Linked DNA regions of Homo sapiens: region 1 is linked to region 2. Evidence: read pairs that join two places in POLR2A ChIA-PET (ENCODE). Cell type or tissue: Panc1. All regions are shown on one strand.

What was found. Peaks named below come from ENCODE experiments on the same cell type or tissue, not always from the same donor. Only the 100,000 strongest peaks of a DNase experiment are listed, where the experiment ranks them.
Region 1: POLR2A ChIA-PET joins it to region 2 with 6 read pairs; 1 of 35 experiments calls an interaction of 5 or more read pairs at or near these places.

Annotation. Positions count from the first base shown.
Region 1 is chr7:81,093,897-81,096,396 of GRCh38, reverse strand. No RefSeq gene overlaps it. Among named protein-coding and RNA genes, the nearest start is that of SEMA3C, 180 kb to the right of the region's middle. In Panc1, no CTCF peak of the experiment used is centred here; no DNase peak of the experiment used is centred here; H3K4me3 peaks cover 381 bases; H3K27ac peaks cover 2,500 bases.
Region 2 is chr7:81,033,928-81,036,427 of GRCh38, reverse strand. No RefSeq gene overlaps it. Among named protein-coding and RNA genes, the nearest start is that of SEMA3C, 120 kb to the right of the region's middle. In Panc1, no CTCF peak of the experiment used is centred here; no DNase peak of the experiment used is centred here; H3K27ac peaks cover 991 bases.

The sequences.
Region 1 (2,500 bases), 60 kb before region 2:
ACAGTTTAACAGTTTAGAAGCGACATTCTTTCATTTTCCATCACATTATACACACAATTTTGTTTGAAGTTTTAAATAGAAAACAAAATTTATTAACTCCATAGTACTTGGATCCATCATCTTGCTTATAATTTATAATGATATTACATTATATTAACATTAAGTCTCTGAATAAAAAAGAGGTGTTTTTGAGTGTTTGTGTTTTTCATTATTTAAAATTTGCATCAAAACTGATTGATAAGGTAAGACACTATAATAATTATTATCCTGCATAAAAAATGCTAATCTTTTACAGAAAGATGGCACCATATCTGTCCTCAACTTTTAAAATATTTCCTTCATATACTATATTTTTATTGTAATAAATACATATTATTGGAAAGTCTTTTGGTATATCCAGTGATATAATAAGGTCATTTTGTGAATATTTAGAAGTATAAAGTATAAATAAATATTTTAATTAAAAAATTACCACTCCAGTTTCCATAAAAAATTAAGATATTTCTCAATCTTTTTAAACATCTCGCACTTTCCACATTGCATAAAAACTCACCCCTGAACAGATTTATTTTTCTCCTACATAGTTTTTGGTATATTTTGTGATGATAGCACCAAAAATTTTGCAACCACTCATCTGATTACTATTTGTGGAAGCAAATTATAGTTTCATTTTTACTGTTAATCCAGAAGGTTACAAGAGTTAAAGATAGAAGTATCATTGAGGAAAAAAAAAAGCAATGCCCACATATTAAAAACACACCAGTAGTTTTACTTTAAAACAAGTATAGGTCTTTATTGGTTTATTCTCTAATTTATATTTTCCTCTAATAAAAATATAAATCTATGTTATGCTGTTTGGTTAATTACCACTCCACCTTTTGTGTATTTGAGTTTCCTATCTCAAACTGATAACATGTGGCTTTTCTTTAGGAATAATTACATAGAAAGGGAAATGGTACATTTTCAAGTTGTCAGTTTAATCATGTCTCCTTTTCTCATCTTTTCAGCAAATACATCAGCACCAGCTGAAGAAGAAAGGGAAGTAGATATGGAGCACTGCAAATTTGCTTCTGCGCAAAAGGAAAAGGCAGCTGAAAAACAGTTTTGGCAAATTAAATTGCAAATGATTCAGCCCCATCAAGCTAGTCAATGAGAAAAAAAAAGGACAAATTTTTATTCCGACATGGTGAGTAATGTCTTTTTTATGACAAAATAGAAAATAAACAGTACCCAAGCGATTGTTGACAGCTAAAGGTTACTAATGTCCAGAATTTCCCTCAGGACACAAGGCTCACTGTGGTACCAATTCCAGTCTAGGGTTTTTATGATGAGAGTGATATTCTGGTTGTCAAACTTAATCCCCACTCTCACCCACCCACTCTTGCCATGCACAGTCTGAAGTAAATAAGGAATAAAGAATATTAAATGGATTGGGGAAGAATCTAGGTTTCATTTGACTCTCTTTTGTTTGCTTGTTTGTTTGTTTTTTCAATAGCTATAGGGAGAAAATAGCCTATTCTGACTAGAAAAAAAAGTTATAGCCAGAAAAAATACATATATTATATATATAATTGAAACATAAAGATAGACTTAAACATTTTATGCTGCATTGCTTCTTAAGATCACAGTAAGGCTTAAACAGATTTCTACATGTTCATTTATCAGAGCTCTCTAATACCTTTAGATTGACACTGAGTAAAGGCCATGTATATCCCTGAAAATTTAAAAAGAAAAGAAAAAGAGAGAGGGAGAAGAAAAGTAAGTTTTTGACTAGCAAAGACTGATGAAGGTTAAAATTTGATCCAGAGTTGAACATGTTTGAGATCAAAGCCTTCAATAATTCTTTCAGGATGGAAATACCTAGAGGCTATTTTATTTGACTGAATTTAACTTTGATGTACTATGCTACTGAAAAACATTTATTCTCCTTTTCTTATACTAAAATAATCAATACCCTAAACCACTGGTTCCTACATTTCAGGAGGTCAAGAATTCCCTGTGGTTTTTAAATAAGTTTGAACAAATTTTTCTTAATAATGCCTAACTTAAAGGTGTATCCATCTTTCAAGTTAGGTACAATAAACAAGCATAATTTGAAGTGTGGTCTTAGATACATAGAATTTAATATACTTGGAGACTTTGTAACTAAGGGCTATGATAGAAGAAAATAACTCAAGTGTTATATTAATATTAAAAATAGACAGTTGAGATATATATTCTGAATACACTATTTCTATAGGTTTTCCTTAAAGTTATAAAACTTGATATACTCTTATATGTTAAATGGCGTTTCCCCCCATGAAGAAGAAAGTCTTATTTTAAATTACTTTTCATCTTTTATAATTAAGGTAATTTTATACTAATATTTTAAAAGCTATTTATACATAAACACTTCACATAGGCTAATTTTAATTCTCCCAATGAAAGTGTATATATATATATGTGTGCGTATATATATATGTATAATGTGTGTACACATATATAAACATATATATGTACC
Region 2 (2,500 bases):
CTGTATTTTAACAGGTTAGATTTCACATTGTTGGTTATTAAAAGGCTAATGAATGAATCTAGTGAAATGTGATGTTCTAAGAGATCACAAACTGAACTGACTTCAAGCTTAAAACCCCGTGAAAGATTTTTCTGCCAAAACGGAATTCGGAGGAGTGTTCTGCATTCCTCAGCTTGTTATGGTGACAGCACTGGCATGGCACTGGAAGTTAAAGAAACTTTGAACTGATAAAGCGGTTACCAAAATACTAAACAATTAGCAGATGAAAACAATTCCATGGTGCCCTGTTCCTACGAATAGCTCTCATGCTACAGCATGACATCCATGTGATAATCATTGCACTGAATTATACAGAAGGGCACTTACACAAAAAAGAAGTCCAGAACTCTTATGGTAGGAAATAGAACCCCTCAGCACAACATTCGCTTTAAGACAAAAAAGTTCTCGTTGAATTGTTTTTGTTTCTTGATTTATTTTGTGGATGATTCTCAAATCTCTATCTCATGTCATCATCTCCCCCATGAAATTCCAAATGTGCCCTGAACGTTCTCATCCTGTTGTTATCCTTTGGCCCTAATTCATCATGCCTGAAAACAAACCCATGGTCCCTGCCCTCCACCTCTGAATGGAGCCTTCCCCAGACTTGTCTGTTTCTATTCAGGATTATTGTCCCATTTATTCTGGCTCAAAACCTCTTCATTTCTGCCATATTCAATCTGTTTTCTCTGTTCTGATGATGTATTTTTGTTTGCTTGCCAATGTATTTTTCTCTAGCCTTTCTCATTCATGCCAATGATCACTACCCTAATAATACTGTTATTCTAGTACTTTAACAACAACAAAAAAGAAAAGTTCTTAAAACCAGTCTCCCTGCCCATAACATATTTGCTGCTGATTCTTCTTAAGTTAATCTTAACTTCTTGAGTTGATTCTGCTTGGTTAATCTTAAACATTTATTATTATATCCTCGTTTCTTAAAAAATTTGAAAGTTATTGGTACCCCTTCCTGCCAATGATAGTGCCTGCCAAATAATAGGAATCCATAGGCCTGACATTGAAAGTCTATATGATCTATTGCCACATTAGTTTTCCCGTGTGTATATCCACTGCATGCCTACATATATATTCAGCTTACCTGAAATACTATCCAAATATTGAATGTTCTATGTGCTATCCAGCCTTTTACCTTTTAAATCTGCCAGTAGCCTCCCCATAACCATAAATTCTTTTCATATTTTAAAGCTAAGCTTGGCCGGGTACGGTGGCTCACACCTGTAATCCCAGCACTTTGGGAGGCTGAGGCGGGCGGATCATGAGGTCAGGAGATTGAGATCGAGACCATCCTGGCTAACATGGTGAAACTCCATCTCTACTAAAAATACAAAAAATTAGCCAGGCGTGGTGGCAGGCGCCTGTAGTCCCAGCTACTCGGGAGGCTGAGGCAGGAGAATGGCGTGAACCCGGGAGGTGGAGCTTGCAGTGAGCTGAGATCGTGCCACTGAACTCCAGCCTGGGTGACAGAGCCAGACTCTGTCTCAAAAAAAAAAAAAAAAAAAAAAAAAAAAAAAAAAAAAAAGCTAAGCTCAAAAGCAATGCCATCTAAAATGATAGGTCTTATTGCTGGGGCACTTGGGGCTATCATAGCGACCTCCCTGGTAAGCATATTTAGCCACCTGCTGATTCTACCCTTCCCTAAAATGCGGGCATATTGTGTCCAGAATTGGTTCCTTCCGGAGGGTTCTTGGTCTCGCTGACTTTAAGAATGAAGCTACGGACCCTCGCAGTGAAGTGTTACAGTTCTTAAAGATGGTGTGTCTGGAGTTTGTTCCTTCAGATGTTCAGATGCGTCCAGAGTTTCTTCTTTCCATTGGGTTTGTGGTCTCTCTTGACTTCAGGAGTGAAGCCACAGACCTTCTCAGTGAGTGTTACAGCTCTTAAAGGTGGCGCGTCTGGAGTTGTTTGCTCCTCCCAGTGGGTTCGTGGTCTCACTGAGTTCAGGAATGAAGCCGCAGACCCTCGCAGTGAGTGTTACAGCTCATAAAGTTAGTGCAGACCCAAAGAGTGAGCAGCAGCAAGATTTATTGTGAAGAGCGAAAGAACAAAGCTTCCACAGCGTGGAAGGGGACCCAATTGGGTTGCCGCTGCTAGCGCAGGTGGCCAGTTTTTATTCCCTTATTTGGCCTCACCGACGTCCTGCTGATTGGTCCATTTTACAGAGTGTTGATTGGTGCGTTTACAAACCTTTAGCTAGACACAGAGCGCTGATTGGTGCATTTTTACAGAGTGCTGATTGGTGCATTTACAAACGTTTAGCTAGACACAGAGCACTGATTGGTGTGTTTACAATCCTTTAGCTAGACAGAAAAGTTCTCCAAGTCCCCACCCGACCCAGAAGCCCACCTGGCTTCACCTCTCAATATCATATCTGCCTTTAAGCAAGAGGCATTTCCATCCCCATATAAGCATTATTTATCAAATTTTAGGACCACATGCCTATGCC